Linked DNA regions of Mus musculus: region 2 is linked to region 1. Evidence: chromatin loops called from intact Hi-C (ENCODE). Cell type or tissue: gastrocnemius. All regions are shown on one strand. Each heading gives the region's core, and the rest is flanking DNA. Links, peaks and the distances in the headings are about the cores only. Region 1 holds the start of Cdh23 (cadherin 23 (otocadherin)). Region 2 overlaps Cdh23 (cadherin 23 (otocadherin)).

The links. Peaks named below come from ENCODE experiments on the same cell type or tissue, not always from the same donor. Only the 100,000 strongest peaks of a DNase experiment are listed, where the experiment ranks them.
Region 2: it touches region 1 in a loop (4-fold over the local background); 26 of 42 quality-filtered maps call a loop at or near these places.

The regions. Positions count from the first base shown.
Region 1 is chr10:60,694,008-60,709,675 of GRCm38, forward strand. Cdh23 (cadherin 23 (otocadherin)) reads right to left here and starts at 2,483. Exons shown (of 71, transcript NM_023370.3): 1 at 2,293-2,483. It overlaps LOC115487528 (a small nucleolar RNA gene), which reads left to right and starts at 6,213; the gene lies at 6,213-6,357. In gastrocnemius, for the core only: a CTCF peak has its summit at 3,176 (motif pointing left); a DNase peak (open chromatin) is centred at 3,157.
Region 2 is chr10:60,402,217-60,410,216 of GRCm38, forward strand. It overlaps Cdh23 (cadherin 23 (otocadherin)), which reads right to left. Exons shown (of 71, transcript NM_023370.3): 27 at 6,799-6,951; 28 at 5,159-5,272; 29 at 4,069-4,217. It overlaps Gm17455 (predicted gene, 17455), which reads left to right. Exons shown (of 2, transcript NM_001164374.1): 2 at 737-1,343. The coding sequence starts at 742. The coding sequence ends at 1,128. It also overlaps a transcript of Vsir not described here. Among named protein-coding and RNA genes, the nearest start is that of Gm17455, 6.5 kb to the left of the region's middle. In gastrocnemius, for the core only: no CTCF peak of the experiment used is centred there; DNase peaks (open chromatin) are centred at 3,748 and 5,851; H3K27ac peaks cover 1,209 bases.

The DNA of each region.
Region 1 (15,668 bases), core at 1-8,000:
GAATAGCTCAGATTTGAAAATAAACATAACGGGGACGCTCCAGGCAGAAGGAAAGTGGTCCCAGATGGAAGCCTGAATGTTCGGGAAGGAAATGGGAGCAGTGCGCAGACAGAAATTCTGGTAAACACAATGATCCTGGATGTAAAAGACAGGAAAACGAATGTTTAACATCAAGAATTTAAGGTCACATGATCATAGGACGGGAGTCAGGAAGAGCTTGCAAGACTTGGGGTGTTTTAAAGTCCCTGCATTGTCTAAGAGGTCGGTAAGGAGGTGACTGCATGATCGCACCAGCAACTCAAGGACTCTCTTTTTCTCTGGCCCTCCCTGATGGAATAGTAATTCAAAGGATCGCTAAGTAACCAGCAAAAGGGGAGCAGGATCGTGCTTAAACACTCACACACACTCACACACTCATGCATAATCATATACACTCACACACACTCATACACACACTTACATACACACACTCAAATACTCACACCTACTCATATACACTCACACAAACTCATATACACACACTCATACACACACTTACATACACACACTTATATACTCACACCTACTCATATACACTCACACACACTCATATACACTCACACACACTCATATACACTCACACACACAATTACACACACTCATATGCACTCATACACACTTATACACTCATACACACACTCATATACACTCACACACACTCATATATACTCACACACTCAAATACACTCTCATACACTCGCACTCATACACACACTCATATGCACTCATACACATATACTTGCATACTCATACACACATTCGCACTCATATACACTCACACACTTATACACACTCATACACACTCACATACACACTCATATGCACTCACCCACACTTATACATACATACTCATATACTCACACACTCATATAACACACACTCACATACTCATACACACACACACACACACACACTTACACACTCATACTCACACACACATACACATGAGCATGTGCTGAAATGTTAAGGAATGGCTGCTAATACATACAGTCATACTATACACATCATTCTAGAACTTGCTTTTGTTTTGTAGCTTTGTCTCTATTGTCACACAGTGAACCTGTCCCCTCGTTACATCTGCATGTGTTCTAGTAGAGGACAGCTAGGATAAAACATCGATCTGCCAGGTCCCATATGGCTTTCCTGGTCTCAGGTATGGAGCTGGCCAAAGAATGAACAACAGGTCAGGGAGAAGGCAGAGCCCATGGGGACTGAGGGACACTGGGCAAGGCCTGCTCTTGTAGGCTCAGAGTCTCCCGCTAACTACACACAGAAACCAATTGCCCTTTATAAAAGAAGAGCGGGCTGAGTATAGTAGCACACACCTGTAATCCCAGCTATTTAAGAAGCTGAGGCAGGAGGATCACGATCCAAAAGTTAGCTTGGGCTGCCAATGAGTTCAAGGCTAGCCTTGATAATTTATCAAGATGTCGTCTCAAAGTAAAATTTAAAAGAGCTGATAAAGATAAAGAAAGATAAATCTTTATCATTGAGCATGGAAAGGTCTGGGTTTGAACCCCCAGTGCAGCAAACACAAAACACAAAAACACAAACAAAAACAGAAACAAAAAAGTACACCCTGGAGCAGACATCTGGGCCTCCTCTGGGCCATACTGCATCACACCACCTGAGAGAAGAGCCACTTCCATTTTAGCCAGGTTGTAAAGAACAGGAAGCGTGCTACGGAGCTCTAGATGTGGCTCAGAGAACAGAATTCAGTCTGACTCTGCCACAATCTGTCTGAAGGACCCTAAGCAGGTCACACACTCACCCAAGCCTCCTCATCATCAAGAATCATGGAGTGGAAGGTTGGGGGGGGCGGTGTCTTTCCTGCTTAGGGAGGTCTCAAATCATCTCATACTCTCAGAATCTTCTCAAAGAAGTTTAAGAGGGTTGCATCAACAAGCTCACTCAAGCTCTCCACAGCTCTATGATGCTGTGGCTTATAGTACTGTCCCCATTTCGCTGATGAGATCATTGAGGCCCAGTGGCTATTAACTGGACTGTAGGTAAGATAAATGAAGTGGAGGCTTCTGTAGCCCCAGATGTTAGCTTTTTACTCCCATGGGGGTCCAGTGGTCACGGGACAGCTCCCAAGGATAAAGACCTAGGGTGTCTTCATTTTGGAGCCATAAACCTATAGACACACAGAAGCAAGCGAGGGATGGCGGAGGTCGAGGGAAGGCATTCACAGGCTCCCAGCTGGTTTACTTAGAATGTTGGGTGCACACACCTCTTCTGTCCCCCACTTACCTGGCCACAGCTGCTCCGGCATGTCTCCCAACCAGCCCCCAGGAGGCTAAGCACCACGGGCAGGTGCATCTCAGGCACTATGGGGCATGAGGAAATGTACTACAGGTACTGGGAAGTGGTTGGTAGGAGTCTGAGGCTAGGTAGTGAGGCTCATAGTCATCCCTCACCAACTCTCCTCTGTGAGCCAGTGTGAGGTCCATGAGGATGAGCAGGAGAGGCTGGGCGTGATGGATGAGTGAGGACACATGGACCACCATTATGAGGAAACATAGACAGGAAGAGCCAGCATCCAGGCAGACATGCCATAAGAGCCCGCCACTGTCCATGGGGATCGTCCTGACCACTCCTGGCTGGAGGTACCTGCCTTGGACAAGGACATCCCATCAAACTCTCCTAATGTTCTAGAAATAAAACACCCGCACTCTGCAGGCGAGGAAAGGGCTGCGGACCAAGAGCCTGGGGCTACAGGCTTGTAATCTCAGCCACTCAAGAGTCTGGGGCAAGAAGACCATCAAGTAACCCCAGGCACCTTAGCAAGTCTCACCTCAAAACAACAAAAAGGGTCGAGGTTGCAGCTTGCTGTTAGGCTCTGGGCTCAATCCCCAACTCTGGGGGGAAAAAAAAAACTTAATTGTATAAGCTGGCCATGGCCAAGGACCAACCAAGAAGTAACATGTGATCCCAAATCACCCTAAGGAATCTCCCCAGATCCCGCCAGCCCTTTTTCTGACAAAGCCAAGTAGCTTTGGAAGAAAGCGGGGAAGCTGCTGTCCAGAGGCATCCGGGAAACTTAGAAGATACTGCCACCTGATGAGGGTTACCCAGGGCACAAAGGCTCCCAGTCCCCAGGGGAGTCCAGATCTGCAGTGCAGAGCACCACCTAGAGGCGGATCTCAGCACAGCACCCCCCTCCAGGCTGGGTGGAGAGCGGGCAAGAACCCCACAGAAATGTGGACCAAAACCACACCCTGCTGGTGTCCCCAGTGCCACCTGTCCCTCACTCTCTTCCCAAACCACCAGGTTGCCTGATTCCAGACTCACTGGGCCTGTGTCCCTAGCCCTGTCTCTAAATATGAACTGAAAATCACCTAAGGCTTAGGAACTGAGGTGGCTCAGCTGTGTGACGCTGGGCAAGTTGCTGCCTTTATCTGAGCCTCAACTCCTCCTCTGGTTATACTGGGTAGAAGAGAGGACAGATAAGTCTGGCTTTAAACTGAAACCATAACAATTAAGGTTAATTAACCTCTGTGTGCCTCGGTTGCTCATCTGGAAAATGGGTTGATGACCCAGTTATTTACTCTCTTCCATCAACCAAAGAAGAGCTTGGCTCCTGGGAGTGCCCTGTGAATGTTCCAGATAATCCCTACAGCCCATACTCTGGCTGTGGACTCCGTACCAGCCAAGAGCCCTGGTGGGTAGGACAGTACTCTCACTGAGGCCCACGAAGTGTCTAGGGGAGGGCTCCTACCCCTCCTACCCTCTCCTCTCACCTCATACTGATGCCTTGTGGACACAGTAAGCGCAGATCTCCTCAGATCTGCAGTCTACAACCACAGAAGATGATGATAACCACCCCAATTAAACTTCTGGGGAACTAGAAACAGGTGCCCTGCGCCCCAGCTCACCCCAGGCCCAGAGAGAGGAAGCAGCAACTGCAAACTCCCCGGAGCATTAGAGGGTCAGCTGAGGCAGGGGTTCCCCTCTCCTCCCTGACAGAGACATGCAAACCAGCATGGGGACAGCCCCGGCTTCGGGCTTTATAGGTGTTGTGTTTCTCTGCGTGAGGGTCAGTTTCATCATTTGTGAAATGTGGGTGTGACCCATGGTCTCTTCCTTGGATGTAAGAAAAAGCTCCCAAATGTCCTCCATCAATGGTGGCCTGGGGGTGCAGCGCTTGCATAGCACATACAAAGCCCCAGGGTCTATCCTCAGCACCGCATAAACCTGAAATGCTGTCACGCACCTGTAATGCCTGGAGAGTGAAGGCAGAAGTGTCACCAGATCAAGGATAGCCTTGGCTAAGTAGTGAGTTTGAAGCCAGCCTGGGCTACATAAGATCCTATTCAAAAAAACAAACAGAAATCAATACCTCCCCATCTAGACTAAGTGTCCTCTTGTACCTAATATCTGTCCTTACTGGTGCACCGGGGACAGGAAGGCAGGGCTAGCTGCCGAGACTATCGGGAGGGAGGCAATGGATGTCTCTCCTCCTTTCCAACACTGGGGAGAGAACAAAGGTGGAAAGAAGGAACTTCTGCTTGCCACACACCTCAGCCTCTTGCACCTTCATTTATGCCCTAAGAACGGCCACTGGGCTTCTCTGGAGCCCTGCATGGAGTGTGTGCATCATGAGAATGTGGTGGGAGTGTCCACCCATCCTTTTAGCAATGTCAGAAGTAGGCACTGTCTTCGTTTTATAGATAAATCAAGGCTCAGAAAATCTGAAGTGGTGAAAGCTGGATTCTAACCCAGGTGTGGGCTTGTTGGTTGCTAGGAAACAATGCCCGGCCCTTTTCAGATTCAGTGGGACTTTAACCCCACCACCCCGTATGCCCATTAGCCATCACACCCCAAGTTTATAGGAGAGGAAACTGAGCTTCCAAAAGGGAAAGGAGGCTCCGGGTCCTTTTCCCTGCCTTCCTGGCGGATGCCTTGGGAGTCAAACAGATTACAGTAATCAGCTAATGCCTGCGTGGGGCTCGGAGATGAAAAACCCTCATTGAGTGTGCTAAGTATGATGATTAAATGGGAAGGTGGAATTAGCCTCACAGGGGGAGCTGGCTGCAGCCACGGGAGAGGATTAGCCACTCGCTGAGAGTTTAAGATGCAGGTGGGCAGAAGAGGGGACTGGTCCTGCTCATCTCAGAATGGGAGAGTCTGGGGACCTGGGAGCAGCGGTCGAGCCAAGTGATGACAGGCCAGCAGTCAAGGAGAGCAGAGTGGGCTCTCAGCTCCTCACCCGCTCATTCATTCATTCATTCATTCACCTCCCTAGCCTGGACTGTTGTGGACTTACTGGTTCTCAGACACTGCTAGGTCCAGGGATACAGCCAAGAGCAATGCAGAAAACTCTGGAGACACTCCCAGCTTAGTGAGGAAGACAGGCGTTCTAATCATAGATCATGAAAGTGTTGCTCATTTTTAAGTTTCCTGACAGTATGGTGAGCTTTTCGGTTTTTAAGGACAAATCCTCGAGTCGTTTCAGGGTTACAGCAAAATTGAAAGTACAGACTTCCCAATCTCTCCCACCTGCCACCCACCCCGACCCATGCTCCCGGGGTGCCCACCTATCTATGTCCGATATCAGAGTGACACATTTGCCACATCTGGCCGTGCTGTGGTGACACATAGTCGGTGGCTGACAGATCTGGCACTCTGGGTGGTATGTCTGGGTGGTATGTGTTCTGTGCGTTTGGACAAATGTATTTATGGCATGTATGTTAGCTTACACTTTACGAGGCCTTATTCTTTTTGTTTTGTTTTGTTTTGTTTTGTTTTGTTTTGTTTTTTGAGACAGGGTTTCTCTGTGTAGCCCCAGCTGTCCTGGAACTCATTTTGTAGACCAGGCTGGCCTTGAACTCAGAAATCCACCTGCCTCTGCCTCCCAAGTGCTGGGATTTAAGGCGTGCGCCACCACGCCCGGTGTAGTCTTATTCTCTTCAAAGGGCATACATAGCAAATTATTTACAGAAGGAAACAGGAGACCTCTATAGCAAGGGTTGGGGGTTCAAGGGTTAGACACACAAGAGAACATGGTTGAAGCTGGGTCACAGGTACATGAAACCTATCATAGCATCCTATTTCTCTTTTGTAAATGCTTCATTATTTCCATGGTAAAAGTTTAAAATAAAAACACACAACCTCCCACTATACACACACACATACATATGCACACATGCACACACACAGAGACACACACACACCCTTGGCAATGGGCAAAGAATCACCTTGTTGGTGGTATGGCTCTTATATCAATCAGGGGACAGAGCAGATGACAGTCCTTTGTTCATTCTACCTTGATACCTGGCTTGGTGGCCAAAATTGTCTTATGCCTAGGATGCAAAAAAATCTAATCCAATCCAACCCAATCCGGGCAGTGCAGCTTGGGAGGAGGAAGACAGACAGAGACCTGTGGATCACCACGCCACTCGAAGACCTGCCCTCCCACGCCTGGCACTGGCAGACCATAGACCTACAGGTACCACACCATGCAGGGCTGATGGAAGATGTCACCCAGGGGCCTGCCAGCCATGTGGCCAGCCTGTAGCAGGAACCACCACAATGTGCATGTTTGCGGTGGTCAGATGGAGAGAAAGAGAAATGGAGCAGCTTGCGCTTGCGCATTATGAAGAGAGACAGAACCAGAGACTCGCAGGTCGAGCAGAGTAACCTGGTGTGAGCAGCCAGCCCCTCCACCCAAGTCCACGGTCAGGTCCCAGCCCAATCTGTCTGTGAAGGCCATATCTGAATCCGGCCCAGCAGGAGTTGGTGTCAATGTCTGTAGTTCATGTTACCACTAGAAAACATGGGGATGTCTCTGGTCGGGACCACCACCAGGGACCATGCAGATGTCCAGGGGCTCTGCATAACTGGTCCCCACTCGTCACTAGATGCAGTGCTGCAGAGAACTGGCCCCATCTCTCACTGGCAGCACCACTCGGGAGAGCACCTGAGCCCTGCACCTCACCCAGGCAGCAAGATGGAGCTATCCCTGGTGGCAGGGGTGTGGGTGAGCTGGCCCGAGGGCATGAAGGTAAGAGAACCGACCTTGCCACTTGTCTGCCGTGGGGTAGCATGGATGCAAAGATGATGTCCCATCCCCACCTGACCCCCACCCCCACCCCTCACCACCTCTTGGTCAAGGGGGCGCAGGTGAGCCTCTCTCCCAAAGTTGGCGTGGGGTACGGTGGGTGACTCCCCATCGTCAGTAGCCAGGAGAGTTGACCCTGGGGTCATGAGAGCAGGGATGCCTAGCCCTGCTCCCTCACTGGCTATAGCACTCAGGAGAGCAGGCCCTCTACCCTGCCTGATAGGAAAGGCACAGGTGAGCCTGTGGAAAGAGTGGGAGAGCTGGCCCAGCCTCTCACAGGCTGCAGCACTTGGGAGAGTGAGCCTTGCAGTTTGACTGGACAGCACAGTGGAGCTGGCTCTGGAGGCGTGGGTGCTGGTGAGCTGGGCTCCGAGGGCATGCAAGGAGAAGAGCTGCCCCTGCCTCCCGCTGATGGTGGCATTGGGTGGTCTAGCCAGAGCAGTACCAGAGAGCTCGCCCTGGTGGTGCAGAGGAGGGAGAGCTGGAGGGCTGACCAGATCCAGGGTTCTGAACGGTTCCATCTCCAAATCTATATCATCTGCAAAGGGCTGGGATGCATGAAATGGCCAGCTCTGCTGATCCAAAGTGGCAGGATCTCCATGACACAGGGCAACAAGAGGATAACAGGGAGGAGTCCCAGTGAGGATCCAATATTGATGGAGTCACAGAAGCCAGAGACCTCGAACCAGAGCAGTAACTCATTGCAATGAACATTTGAGAGAAGATGTGTGGGCAGAGGGGTAGACTGTGGGACACACTGTGACATAATACAGCTTATATGTTGAGATGTCTTCTATGCTTTGTATTTGTTGTTTTTTTTTTGTGTGTGTGTGTGTGTGTGTATATGTATATATATATATATATATATATATATATATATATATATATATTTAACGGGGGAGGTTGCAAGGGCAAAAGGTGGATACAAGGGAACGGGGAGATGAGCAGGACTGGGGTGCATGATGGGAAACTCACAAAGAATCAATAAAAAGTTTAAAAACAAACAAAAACAAAACAAACAAACACAACAACAAAACCCACAAACCAAGTGTAGTAATACTTGCCTATGATCCCAGCACCCAGGGAACGAAGGTAAGAAGATTGATTGTCCCTGCATCTGTGGCCAGCCTGGGTTATAGTGTGAGACTCTGTTCCATACAGTATAACCCAAAACAATAAATAAAAAAAATAGAGGAGTTGGAGAGATGGCTCAGTATTAAGAGCACTGACTGCTCTTCCAGAGGTCCTGAGTTCAATTCCCAGCAACCACATGGTGGCTCACAACCATCTGTAATGGGATCTGATGCCCTCTTCAGGTGTGTCTGAAGACAGCTATAGTGTTCTCACATACATAAAATAAGTAATTTTTTTAATTAAATAAATAAATAATAGATTCAGGGCTGGGTACGTAGCTCAGTGGTAGAGTGCTAGCCTAACATATACCAGGCCCTGGGTTCTGTCTTCAATACTGCAAAAACAACAGAAACCAAAATAAAACCTTCACACAGAGTCAAACAAATCATTGCAGGCATGGTGTCACAGAGGGAAGGTGGTGACTGCTGGGTCCTCTTTTCACCTGGGCCAGCAGGGTCAGCTTGTGGCAAAGTGTGGCACTGGGCGCCCTAGTGACAGCTAAAGGGACTCTTTCTATCTCTTCCCTCCCCCAAGGGCAGGATGCTGGCATCCTGGAGGTAGGACCTACCTGTTGGGCAGCAGCAGCAGCTTAGGCAGAGTTCTGAAAAACCCAGGAGTGGTCCTGAGGTCCCTTTTCAGTGGGTGATAGAGGGAGGGCCCTGAATTCAAAATGGGAAACATATCCAACTCGCTACTCTAAAGTGACCAGGAAAGACAGCATTATGCTCATCCCAAGTGGCTGGAATTCAGGTTTGGAGACTCCTGCCTGGGTCTCCTATGAATGGTACCTACCCCATCTAGGGACTATTTACACTAACATGCATGCAAATGCTATAATGTAGGTAAACTTTAATAAGTAGAAAAAGACCAATTGTATTTATAAGTGAATGTTTCTGCTCCGTTGTTTTACTTACTTTTTATAAAAACAAAACCAACCACCACCACCACCACCGAAACCCAACCTGTGTACATGGGTTGACAAGAAGGCTCGGTGGGAGCTTGCCACCAAGCCTCATGATCTAAGTTTGATCCCCAGGGCCTAGATAGTGGAAGGAGAGAACTAACTCACCCAAGCTGTCTTCTGATCCATACATACATGGATCACATGCCTTCCCCAGCAAAACAAATCTTAACATTCCTGTGTATCACTAATAGAGGATCAATATCACCTGTCATAAACAGAGAGCAAGAAACCTTAGAAAGAACACTCATTCATTCCCGGTGGACAAGATCTTGAACCTGGGCTGACTCTCTTAAAAAGAACATAGGCCAGAGAGATAGGTCAGTAAGTAATTGCTTGTTGGACAAGCAAGAGGACTTGAGCTGTGCTCACCTTTAACCCCAGAACTTGAGAGACAGAGACAGGAAGATCTCTGTGAGTTCGAGACCAGCCTGGTTTGCAGAGAGATCTATGGTTCCTGCCCATGGAGGACTATGTATGGCCCTCGAGTAATGTTTCTCAACCTGTGGGTCCCAACCCCCTCTGGAGGTTGAAGTCAGATATTTACATTGCAGTTCATAACAGAAGCAAAAGTAGAGTTATGAGGGAGCAATGAAAATCATTTGATGGCTGGTGGATCGCCACAGCATGAGGAACTGTATTAAAGGGTTGCAGCATTAGGAAGGTTGAGAACCTCTGAGCTAGAGGAAAAGAAGTATTCAAGAAAGGAAGGAGCTGCGAGGTCTCTACTAATCTCTGCTAATCCTGGCTATACTCTCTAATAAGGACCAGCTATGAGTGTCTAGAAAAACAGTGAACAATGGGCAAGAAGAAACAAGAGCTGTGCCCACCTCCAAGGGAAAAGAGTTTCATTCTAGTAATGAAAAGATTTACAGAACACAGACAAGAGAACACACAGGAGCGTGGAGCCCTGGGCCCCACTGTGTAGCTCCTCCTGCCCTGACACACAGCCAGAATGCTGTTTGTTTGAACATTCTCTGGCTTCTCAGAATGTTGCTCAGTTAGAAGCATCTCCTAGGTATATGCATGGAGGTACCAACTTATTCCACCCATCCTGAGGCCTCCCCTGTGCTTGGGAGAGCCCTGCCCAGCCTGCCGATAGGGGCATAAGTGTAGGGCAGGGTCTACACAGTCTCTCCTCACAGGCTCTCAACGTTGGCAAGGGATTTAGGTGTCCCAGGTCCCTAGAACATGTTCCAGCATGGCTCCAGGCTGTTAGGTCCCTTTGGTTCTATGACTCTGTCCAGGGGATAAGATTTTTTAAAAGACTCTGAGAGCTTGTGCTAGTTTTATGTTCTCATGACTCTGATCAAATGCTTGACCAAAAAAAAAGGCAAGTTGAGGAAGTGTTGAGGTGGACTTCCGGCTTGAGGAGAAACAGTTCATCCGAGTGAGGAAAGGGTAGCAAGCCAGAATGCGATGCAATTAGTAACACTGCATCTACAGTCGGGAAACAGAAATAGAAGAGATTGCTGGTGCCCAGCTCTCTTTCTCCTTGTTATTCAGTCCCCAGCTTAGGTGCTGCCCACAGCTTAGGGGATGGTGCTGCCCACATGGGTCTTCCCCTCCCTGACAGACATGCCCAGAGGTGTGCATCCTAGTTGAGTCCAAATCCAGCGAGAGTGATGATGGAAGGGAGCCATCCAATGGCCCTGCGAGCACAACACGGGCTCGGAAAAACAAACTCAGCATCAGGTTCATGTCCCAGCATGATCAGAATTTTGGCATCCGCAAGACATTCGAGATCCTGGGCTTCAGAGTGGTCAGTGACTACTAGAGTCTCCCCAGTTCTAAGCCAGCCCTAATTCTCCCCCACATTTCCAGAGTCTGACCTTTACACAATAGGACAAAGTGGCTGACTTTTACACAATAGGACAAGATGTGAGGAATGGCAAAGAACAAAAAAAAAAAAAAAAACAGAAAAGGAAGAGTTGGGACTTTTGCCATCTCCTCACAACCACCCAGAGGCCAATCACTCAGCAGGAAGCTGGCATCAGCTGGCCTGACATGTTGGGGGGGCACCTGACCGTTCCATCCCTGGGAGCTTGGTAAGCAGAAGGTGAGCTCCAGACACCTCTTTTCAGAAAGGGGACTTTTGAAGACGCAAGGCCAGACTTCTGCATTTTTAGATCACAGGGCATCATTAGAAAATGCAGAAGGCTCAGTTTCTGTTTCAAAGAGTGCTTGCTGAGTGGCAGTGGCTCATTTCCCTCTTTGAGTCTCAGCAAAAACTCAGCAAATGTGAGAGAGAGAAAGAGAGAGAGAGAGAGAGAGAGAGAGAGAGAGAGAGAGAGAGAGAGAGAGAGAGACTGAGCCTTACCTCAGCAGCTAATGAGCCCCAGAGAGCAGGTAGGAGGTGTGACCCTCTCACTGCAGGTGGTGGCCCTGCACCCCACCTGGGTTCCAAAGATGCCTGCCAGAAGTGAAATCACAGCTCTGTATCTAGACTCGCCCCTCAGTCCTCACCCTTCTTCACCCCACCCCCGCCCCCGCCCTCCCTCAGGCCTCAGGTGAGAGGGAACAGGTGGAAAGATTTAGTGGGGGAGGAGGGAAGCCATGCATGGGGGCACACGGAGAGGCAAGATGTGGCACTTGAAATGCAGAGAGCACCCCAAGTCTGTGACTGTGTCTGCAGAAGTCTGAATGAGCTCGCAATGCACCTGCTCCTTCCGGAACCTTCCAGGCGAGCCCTCAGCCAGAACAGGAACAGATGAAGTCTTCACACCCTCTCTGGCCAGGGGCAAGCTCCTGACAACCGTCATCCATCTTTCAGAGCGTGGTGGTCCTCTTACAGGTTGCACTGGTGACATCTGGAGACTTGTCATCACTCCTGGGCTATGAAATGGGGTGGATCAAGCCCTCTGCGTCCTAGCAAGTGCTTCTGAAGGGTCTGATGAAACCTGCTGTGGCAGAACTGGTCCCAGAGGCCTTCAACCTCGGCTGCCTCTGCTGCATACAGCTGCATGCCTCGGTCTCTACTTCGGGTCCTCTGACATGTCCATGCTAACTAATGCCTGTTCTGGGTGTGACTCCATGGTTGACCGTTCCTCTGTTTTCTCAGACACCAAACAGTGACTTCAAACCGGCCATGGGACGATACCACAAGGGCACCTATCAGGCCTTTTCAGATGCACAGCTTCTGCCCTGTGCCAGAGCCACTTGCCAGAGCCACTTCCTGAATTGTGCGGGATGTGACTGGCTTAGTGTATGACCAGAAATGAAACTTTGGGTAGATTTGCTTCACCCTCTAGCTTCCCTATGGGGCATCCTCCTATCCCTGAGAGCAGAGAGCAGACTTGCTCTCTCATGATGTCACCTGCCAGCCAAGGCTCTAGACCTGGGTCACCATCTTGTCTCCTTTGTTCCTCTTTATGGTACCAGCACCGGGGAGAACAAGTAATCCTCTAGCCAGGGGTGACCAGCTAGTTCTGCATGGATTGGTTCAATCTTCACAAGAAGTCATGGCGACAGGCCCACAAGGAACCAGACCTACAGAGGCTTGTCCAAGGAAGGTCACTGACCAACTGGAAGGAGTCAGGTTCAAAAAGTCTTTTGTTCTTTTAACTGAGGTTTTTATTTTGTTTCATGTGCATTAGTGTTTTGCCTGCATGTGTGTCTGCGTAAGGATGTTAGATCCTCTGGAACTGAAGTTCCAGACCATTGCGAGCTGCCATGTGGGTGCTGGGAATTGAACAATGAATGCTCTTAACTGCTGAGCCATCGCTCCAGCCTCCCAGAAGTCATTCTTGAGCAGAGCCCCATCTAGCATAGGTTGATCTAGTTGGAGCCTAAGTTGGAACACGGACAACACTCTCTGTTTCTGACTCTGATGATCTGGACCCAGCCCTGACTCCTCCTATCCCCAAGGGAGGCAAACACACTGCAGTCCATGACCACAGGGATTTGGTGAATTCCTGATCCCACCCAGAAACCCCAGATTAAGACCTGGATATGGGTCTTAGAATAAGGCAGGAAGACCGTGTGAAGCCCAGGGCTCTAGAATGTTCTGCCCCAGCGGCATGCTTTCTCCAGCAAGAGTGTTCCTCCTAAACATTCCCAAACAGTAACACCAAATGGGGACCAAGTAATTTAAATATCTGAACCTATGGGGGACACTGTCACTCAAGATACCATATTGTTTTGTTTTGTTTGAGACAGAGTTTCTCTGTGTAGCCCTGGATGTCCTGGATTCTGTAGACTTAGCTGACCTAGATCTCACAGAGAGATGCTGCCTCTGCCTCCCAAGTGCTGGGATTAAAGGGGTGTGCCACTGCTGCCCAGCCAAACCACTACATTCTATTCCCTGGGCCTCATAGGCTTCATAACCTGAAATCATCCTCCCTGTTCAGCAGGCTGCTCCCACCTCAGCCACGAGTTTTAACGGAAGGACTTTTGGGATATCCATCACTACATCGATATCACACAAGGATTCTCTAATATTCAGGCCTTTTAGAACACAGTTCCCCATGAACCCTCACCAGAATCACGTTTAAAGGTGTTTGTGGCAATAGAGTACTTTTCTACCATGTCCCACAAAACTCTCATTGCTCCATTCCTGTTCCTGTGTATGTGTGTATATGTGTGTTCATGTGTCTGTGTACTGTGAGCATGTGCACACAAGAAACAGAGGGCCACCTCTAGATCTTTCTCAGATACCATCCACTGTCCTTTTTGAGGGACAGAGTCCCTCACTGGCCTGGGACTTGCACGTAGGTTAGGCCTGTGAACCCTAGGAAACCTGCCTGTTTCCTAGGCAGCTCCATGCTGGGATTACAAATATGCCAGGGGGAGGCTTGGGGTATCGAACTTGGGTCCTTGTACTTGCAAGGCGAGCACTTTGCCGACTGTGCTACATCCCAGCAACACAGATCTCGAAATAAAAGTGCACTGTTCTGCGGCACCTCGATTCCAGTGCCGATTTCTGTCTCTGCATACTCATGTAAACAAACAAACATTAAAGGAAGCCATGTCCTGGGCTTAGAGGCTTCCGAACAATAGAAAGATATGCCTTACAGTTCCGGAGACCAGGAAGTCTGACACCAAGACGACAGAGGCTTAATCCTGGCATCTGCTCTCCACTTCACTAATGACCGTCCTCTTAGTTCTCACTGGAAGGGATGGGAGCACTCTCGGACTTCTTTCATAAGGCCACTGACCCCACTCCTGAGGACCAGACGGTTATTGTGAGGTCACCTTTGAGAGCCCTGACCTCCTAATGCCATTGGCTATGGAGTTAAGGTTTCTTTCCATACATGAGTAGAAGGACATTCAGTCTAGTGTAGCAGGGGCTATTCTGATGCATTCTACACATGTCCATCATCTTGCAATGGGCGGTGCTACAACCACATTGACAAACTGAGAACCGGGTGGAGGACACTGAGCTGGCCTGCCGTCACAGTCACACAGCCAGGAAGAGGAGGGGCTGCACATCCACGTCCACACCAGTGGGCTGGATGGTGGCTCAAGCTCTTGTCCTAAGGATGGCACCTGCGTTTTAGTTTGTTCCATTTGTTTTATATTTTTTTAAAGATTTATTTATTTTTTATTATATGTAAGTAGCTGTCTTCAGACACTCCAGAAGAGGGAGTCAGATCTCATTATGGATGGTTGTGAGCCACCATGTGGTTGCTGGGATTTGAACTTTGGACCTCCGGAAGAGCAGTCAGGTGCTCTTACCCACTGAGCCATCTCACCAGCCCCATTTGTTTTATATTTATCTGTGCTCGTGGTGGGGGCAACCCTTTCTCTAGCTTAGCCTTTAACTACCCAAGCGAGGAGGCTGGTCTAAGGGTCAGAGTATGTAGCAAGTCAGCTCCCGTGCCTTCCCTTTCCATCCCCAGCTCTCCTGACTCTGGACTGGATGTGCCTGGGAGGCCGACCCAGAAGTATTTGCATAGATAGATGCTAGCAAGGCCTGGATCAGGGCAAAGGTGAGCACTGAGCCACTGGGCAGAGTATGGTCACACACAGGGAAGCTGCTGGCCATTTCAACAAGCTGATTAAACAGCAAGAAGTGGAAAGAAACCAAGTTGCTAAGAGCTGAGAACATACCGTCTTTACCACTATGGTTTGGAGTTAAGCTCAGGGCAGCCTGAAGTTGTGCTTGCTCACAGTCTGAGGTCAAGGCTACTTTTTTTTTAATCGACCACGTGGCTGAGGCTAAAGTGGGAGGGGAGAGCTGTGTACCTGTCTATGGTGCCTGTAGGCAATGCTACAACTTGTGTTGTGCTGTGCACTTTGTGTGGGTGGGAAGTAGGCATGTCACACTGTCACAGGCATGGGACTGACTGTTGTCCTTGCTCTTGAGACAAGGAAACAAGATATAGGAAGGCTGGCTTGCATTCCAGTGAGATTTCTTTGTTTTGTTTTGTTTTTAAAGATTTATTTATTTTATGTATGTGAGTACACTGTAGCTGTCTTCAGACACCTGAAGAGGGCATCAGATCCCATTACAGATGGTTGTGAGCCACC
Region 2 (8,000 bases), core at 1-8,000, 290 kb before region 1:
AATCTCATATTGACCTTGGGCTACTTCTAGGACCCTGCCAGTCCACCAGAGCAACTCACACTCTGACTTGCGCCTGATTCATTAAGTGGCTTTCTGACTCTTAGGGCTTTTAAGTTTACGACTGTCTGGTAATTGCTGAGAACTGATTATAAAATGCCAGAAAGCTTTATATATCCCATGTTCTTCATAGCAGAGGGGTAGGGGATGGCAGAGAGAAGCCACGGGTATATACCCAGCCCTGTCACTAATCAGATGTATAAGATTCCTCTCTGTGCCTCTCTATGCTAACCTGTGACAAGCTATTAAGGGAGCATGCCTAACTACTGCCCCCCTTCTAGCCTCCAGTCCTCTCTGAGCCCAGTGAGCCACTCAGACACACCTGGGAATAAAAACCTATAAAGAGTTGACAGAGTGAAGGCAGAAGCCTGCCCCATAGCCCTGTTGTCTGCTGGACATTTCCACTATCCCTGCAGAGGATCCATCCCGCACAGGGAATGCCACAGATGGTCTGCGTAGACAGAGGATGGAGCTAAATTGGACAGTTAGCAGGTGAGCCTTGGTGTGGGTAGTGTGTGATGGGCAGCTCCGAGAGGGGCGCTGGCTCCCCCAACAGCCTAGGCTGATGGTCCATGGAAAGTAGAAGTTTTGCCCCCCATTGGCTTGCTCCAGGTAAGTCTCACTTGTCCCTGTCTGGGATGCAGCTTCTCTGCTCTGATTCTCTGTCCTGCCCTTGTAGGCACCATGAACACAGAGGGCTCCAGCCTCCTTAGCCCTCCAACCTTCCTTACGACCCCTGCCGCTTCTGGGACTTCCACCCAGGCTGCTGACCCTGTACCGATCCTCATCGCCCTGGCCTGCATTTTTCTGCTTCTGGCCTCTTGCCTGCTGTTCATGATGCTGTGTAAGCCAACTGCCCTGGACCCTGGCCGCCGAGGGGCCCGGGAATGCATGCCACATCACCCAGTGAGCCCCAGTGAGCCCAGGCTCCGGCTCTGGAAGCGCCTGGGCTCGCTGCGACGCTCTCTGCACAGCTTCCGACGAGGCAGGCCTGCTATCCAGCGGTGTCCTCTGCCGGACTCTGATGACCACCGAGGTGACTATGACTGGACTGAAGCCACCATGATGTGACACAGTGCCTGTCCACACACAGGCTCACCCGAGACCATTCTGTCTCTGATGGAACCTGACATCCCAGGCCATAGGACAGTGGTACCAGTACTCTGGACCCCTAAAGCACCCCAGTATTTTCCTGTGTGTTTAGTCTATGTCCTTTCCCAGAAGACTCTGAAGGCCCCTAATTCTGCTTGTTAACAGACCATTGAATCAAAAGATGAATACCCAAAGGCCTCTAGACCTTTACTCTGGGGCTCTGAGGTGTAACTTGAGGCACTGGAGCACCTGTTTTGGAAGCTAGGTATCTACTAATCCTAGGAATAGCACCCTATGGTCCCCCAGAAGCCTTGTTTATCTTCTGAAGATTCAGCTTAAACCAGCTGCTAAAAGGTCCAGGTATCTTCGCTAAGTGGGGTGCTTGCATCCCTGCATCTGGCTAACCCAAGGAAAGGGACTCCAGGGATCTGTTTCCTGCCCCTTCTGGTGGGTCTTATTCATTGCCAGCTAGGGCACTGGTAAGAATCAGACCATGAGCATCCTTTAGTGGCATCTGTCAGGACAGCCTGGGAAGACCTGAAGACAGATTAAGATGTTTCCTGTATGCTAAGTGTGGAAGCTCACACTTGCAATCCCAGCATTCAACAGGCTGAGGTGGGAGGATTATCTAAGGCAGCCCGAGCTAAACGTGAAATCACAATGCAGATAAGATCAAAACAAATCAGACAAACAAACACTAGGCTGTTGTCCAAGGCTAGGTGGAGGCTGTATCACCATGGTAGGAGGCTAGCCACTGCCAGCACCAGAGGCGATGCCACCTGGACCCCTAAAGCACCCCAGGATGCATGGCAGTGGTACCATGTCTTCCTGGGAAAGAGGTGGCCTCCTCTCAAGATAGCGTGGACCAGACCTCCCAGGATCAAGGCTGGAGGATCAAGGCTGGATGGCACTAGCTGTGCTCTTTGTGGTGTGGCAACAACCTCATCAAGTAACAGGTCAAAGCAGGCCCACTCGTGTGGTGTGGGCTGCTAGGGATCCTTTCTCTCACCCTCTCATGCCAGCCAAGGCTTTCTGCATCTTAGACTTGAAGATGGCGCAGAGGGAACCTGAGATGCTTAGCTCCTGTCCCAGAGTCAAATGATCCAGGAGCCCATCACAAGGCTGCCTACCCTAGTTAAGCCACTTAAGTCTTCCCAAGGACTAATCTCTGGTTTTGCTGTTACTTTGTCCAGAGCTGTCACTGTCTCCTCTGTGTCCACTGGATGTACCCACTCTACAGTGTGCATCTGGCCACTAGCTGCAATTTATATTTCGAGCCTCTCGTCCTGACCAGACACTTCAGGCAGCTGAATGATACTGTCCTCCCTGCTTACCGTTTATGCTTTATTAGTACCAGTAGTTCGAAGCCTCCTTTGTTTTCCAATAGAACTGCCCCCTCTCCCAGAATTGCTCTTGTGTCTAATCTGCATCAGGGAGGCAGGCAGCATGCACAGTCTCATCTGCCTTCTTCCCTATGAGCCCGGGAGCAGCAGGGAGCCAGATCTTGTGCCAGCGCTCACTGTACCCCACTCACCAAGGTTATCAGCTGTCAGCTTGACGCACACCCACACTGATCTCCCAGTGCCCCAGTGCTCCCACAGCCTAAAGGAAGGTGGTTCTCCAAGCATGCTACAGAGGTAAGGTCACTGTGCCTTGCTCCTGCGTCCTGGAGACCTCAGAAAGGGAGGGGTGCATCTTTGCAGGATACTTCTAGGGCCTAGGAGAAAGTGTCCTGAGATGCTGAACATCTGAGAAGTGAGGAGAGCAGAGGGGTGGGTAGGGGGAGCCCATGTCACTCAGGGACTCCAGGATGCAGACTCAAGTCTTACAAATGTAGAAACCAGAATTTCAGGGCTGGGGAAAAAAAATCAGCTTCCACTCCAAACCATCTTTAAACAATTCCCTGCCCCCCCCACCCCCATTTCTTCAGCTCCCTGAAACATCTCAGACTAAAATGTAGGAACGAGGCTCCCTTATGACCTGCTATGTTGTCCTTAGTTTGGGTGGGCTGCAGTTTCTGGGGTGCCTATCAGTGAGCTGAGAGTTGCAGGTACTAAGCAAGGGTGGGGCCCTATTGCCTCATGGTGGTGGTGGTGGTGGGGCTCTAATTCTTTCTTAGCTGAGGCCAGAGGAAGGGACCCATTTCCTCCCTCCTGGAGCCAGATGCTGGATGCCTCTGGTCTTCCTGGAATCTATTGAGAGTCTTTCTGAGCCTCTCCTGACAACTGACAGTGCCCACACGGGGAGGTAGACACATTCCCACTTCCTACTCTTCTTTTCCCACTGAGCCAGAAAACAGGCCGTAGTGGCAGGCCCATCTTTGCTGAGTTGGCTTACCCTTAGGATGAGTCAAAACACTGAGGCTGGTGAAATGGGCCATTCATTCCCTGTCTTCCCTCCCAGCAACTGAGAGCCCCCTTCCCTCTCCGTGTGTGTGTGTGTGTGTGTGTGTGTGTGTGTGTGTGTGTGTGGTGTGCTTCATTTTTAGGGTCCTCCTCCCTCTGGGCCTTTTAGCTGTGGCTCCTATACTGGGCCAAGGAGCTCTTCCTTTTGCCTGCTTCCTTCCAAGAGGGGAGCCTGGCCAACAAGCCGTGAAAGCAGCTCTGTTCTGGCCTTGCTGAGCCCTGGCTCTCGCGCTCTCTCTCCTTGATTCCTTTCCAGGAAACAGCTACTTTCCTCTCTCCACTGCTTTGAAAGGCTCTGGGGGACGCCAAGGTGAGCCAGGGCCCTGTCCTCAGCTAACACAGACTGTGGCCCATTCTTCTCAGAAGGGAGGAGGGACCATTTTTCTTCAAGTACAAGCCACTTCCAGCCCACCCTTGGATCCCTGCTGTCCCCACCCCTTATAGTATGATGCTATCGAGTATGAATACTCTCAGGGCTGAGCAGAGCCCTGCCTGGTCCTAGCTTGCCACCTACCTGCACAATGCTGTGGCCTTCTGGGATGTCTTCGGGGACACTGGCCTCATAGCTGCTTTGCAGAAAGATGGGCCGGTTGTCATTCACATCCAGAACTGTGACAAACACGGTGGCTGTACCCGTGCGCCTCTTGCCTACAGGGCCATTGTCTGTGGAGGGTGAGGGGTGAAGAAAAGGTATTAGAAGCTCTGTATGCCAGGCCATCAGCCAGAGTTACACAGTCCTTCATCTGCCTCAAGGGATGGTGGCTCACTGCCCTTCTGGACCATCAACACCACTAACGATATCCTGGGGCTGACATAATGCCACATCCCAGGGAGAGCCTTGTCTGGCTCATTCAGTCTTCACAACAAGCTAGGGAAGCAGGCAGGATTCTCCATCCCAATGCACAGCTGAGCTAAGCAGGGCACTAAAGAAGGTGGGATGAACGGTCAGATCCTCAGAGCCTAGGCACACTATTCATTTCATAAAAGGGGCCTATGGAGACATAATTAAGTTGAAGATCTTGAAGGGAGGTCAGTCCCCCTAGCCATTTAACCAGTGATTCAGTGACTTAGAAGGTTCTGTACTCTGATCACAGTGCGTGCCTGTAGCTCCTCAAGGAAAGCCAAGGCAGGAGGATTATTAGAGACCAGTTATTTGAGTATTGCTTGTCTCAAAAACCAACCACCAGCAAAGAGAAGGTCAGGTGAGGGGTGGGGCATGAGCCAAGGAACCCCAAGGCCACGGGACCTGGAGGAGCAAGGAAGAGTTCTTCCCAGAGGCTGGGGGTGGGGTTCGGGGTGTCTGTAGCTCTGCCCAGGGCATGGAATCCAGTCTCCTCCTGGCCACCTTCTGATGAAGACATTTTTTCTTTCCAGCAGAGTGGCCATGAGTCTACTTATTGGCCTGCATGTGGCTTTACCCTTCTTTATAGTTGGGAGCACATGATAGCCACTGAGGGGTAGTCACTCACCCCACAGTGCCCTGTGAGTGTGGGGGCCTTTCTTCACTAGCCTCGGGGCAGAGGGTTGACTCTAAGCCGGGCTCCCCAGGGTAAACTCTGCCTGGAACAGCCATGTGGGCAGTGTGCACGACAGCTAGCACTCACCTATGGCCTCCAGCACCAGTGTGTACGCAGCCGTGGTCTCACGGTCCAGGCCGACTACGGTTCTCACCACGGCATCACGGTAGCCCACACTAAACTTCCCATCCACGTTTCCCGCTGCAGGCAGAAGAGAAGGAAGACTTGGGTTGTTCAGCAGAGTTCTACAAAGTGACGCACCATGACTCTCCTCCTGAGTGGGAACCTGCACAGGATCCCTCAGAGGATGCTCTTACAGGTAGAGGGTGCAGCTTGTATGAGCACCTACTGTGTGCCAGGCACTCCAATTATGGACTAGTTCCTTTAACCTCCACTTGATCTGCAGTTCTGTATCCTGTCCTGTGCTCCTCCTGTATGTTCACTTTGGAGCGTGGGTCCTGCCCATGTTGCCCTAGCATCTCTCCCAGAGGAGGCTGAACAGCTGACCTGGGTAAGGGACATTTTACACATGGCTCAGGCCTGACTGGGGTACAAGTGTGAATTTCCCAGGACCCTCATCTTTAGGGATAGTGAGGGGCTGAAAGGACTACAGCTCTCTAGGCGGGAATTCAGAATGGCATAGAGGAGCATGTGGACAGGAGACAGGTGGGCTTGGTGTCCTTGAGTGGCGGTCCCCTTGTTGGGTGGAGCCAGGGAAGGGACTGTCTGAGACCAGAGAGGGAGAGACGCCGCCTGTGTGAGCAGGCTGCAGTACAGCACTCTAGCCAGCAGAGGGAGCCATTGTACTGTGCTCGGAACAACTGGTTACAGAGATTGACAATCTAGAAGGGCTCAAGGCAGGTGAGCAGGTAGAGTCCCTTTACAGGTGCTCTTTACATGGCTTGCCTCTGAGAGGAAAGACCCAGAAGGTTCCTCCCAGTCTAATGTGTCTTCTGCAAGAGACAGAACCCAGTTCTGCATGGGGCAGGCAGGAAATAAAGAGCAATTAGTGTTAGCGGCAGAAGCTCTCGGTTGATGTCATGTGGGTGCCTCACCAACTATGGCTTCCTGGGATGGTCTTTGGGCTAGGAGGTGGGAGTGAAGAGGAAAGGAGGGGAGAACCTGGGATCCCTTGCTGCTGAGGAGAGGTGACAGGGAGGGTAGTGTGTATGCTGCATATGTGTACAGGTATGTACACATAGATGTAGTATAGTGTGACGTGGCTTCAGGTGGCTCGTAAGCAGAAAGAAGGTGGGTATGGGAGGGTTACAGGGATGTGTGTCCTAGTGCCTGTCAGGTGGGTCAGGCATCAAAGAAAGAGGAAAACGGTTATAGCTCGTGAGGTGACAACCATAGAGCATGTTTGTCTTTTCCCACGGGGTCTACCTCCGTGGCAGGTTCACTTTCTCCAGAGAGCCAGGACAGGGCCTTATCAGCTTTAGCCACAACTCTATTGAACATGTTCCAGCCCAAACCAAACCCATCTCAACCAACAGATTTTATGAGTCCCCGAGGAGGGATGAAGCCACATTCCTGTAGTGACTGCCTTCTGAAGTGGGGTGAAGGGACGCCCCAGGCAACACTCTGTCCCCTCTGCCCATGCCCAGCACACCTTCAGCCTCAAAACTCCCAGCAAGCCCTTGGGGGCGGGGGGGGGCAAGGAAGTTGAGGCTGATTGCCACCCCCTCCCCCTGGTCCAGGTCCCTGCCAGGCAGCAAGGGCCGTACCTGTGATGAAGTAGCTGAGCTCCGCATTGAGGCCCACGTCATTGTCTGTGCAGTTCAGCCAGACCACGCGGAACTCACGGGGAACGTCCTCAGACACGGACACGTTGTACACGGCAGGGAAGAAGGTGGGAGTCTCATCGTTCACATCCAACACTGAAAATTGAAGGGACACGCTAGCCCAGGCCCTGGCTCCTGCTGTAGATGGCTGGGGCCATACTGCAAGGGTTTCCAAGGTGGGTTGTGGGCTCCAGGGGGGCTTATGTGTCAGTGTTGTCTGGTTATGAGTCCAGGAGGCCTGTATGGTGGCTAAGTCATCTAGGTTCAAACTGACCAGAGCTAGCACTCCCCCTACCACACTATCTATCCCTGACTGTCAGACTGAGAGGAGCACAGAGCATCCCCACCCCCAGGAGGCACTTAACAACAACAACAACAACAATAGCAACAACAGCAATGTGGCTGTCTTACACAGTCCACAGCCACGCCTCTCCTCCCAGCATCGTTCTGAGGTGGGCATTACCAGCCACACTCTAGGTGGGAGGACAGAAGCCCAGAGCAGTTGGATAACTTGTCTACAGTCACATAGCAATACAATGGAGGGGTCATGGTCTTGGGGAACTCGATCATAGATGGAGGGAGGGATTTGGGGGATCCTAGGAAGCTGGCTCTGAAGTTTATCCTTTCTAAAAACTTAATTTCCCTTAAATATTTGTGTGTCCAGCCTTCACAGCTGGCCACTCCTCCTTGGGTATACGGGGCTTAGGGTGACCCTTACAAGTGACATGGCCTCCCCTGCTCTCTGTTGGTATCGCTGGGAGAGGTGACAGGCCATTGTTACTATCTATGGTTTTTGCTGAGCTTGGAAGAGGTTCTTTGAGGGTCCTCTTTGAAGAGGAAGTCACCTCATACTGATTATTTGGTGATGAAGTAGGCCCCCAAACTGGCTCCTGCCATCAATAAGGGGGTCTTGTATCCATAGGAGAGAGGACAGCTGGCTCTGAGACCCTTGCTATGCCAGGTCTCGACTGAGGAGGACCAGGCTGTGTGTCTGTGTTAGGCTCACTGCTGGTCTCTTTCCATGCACCCTCTGGATAGAGAGCCAGGGCGGCCATGCCAGGTTAAGCCCTGCACGTATGTCCTCAGGCTCGTTCCTGCCTCCATCCACACACTGTCAACGTCTCCATCTTTCTCAGAGCTAAAAC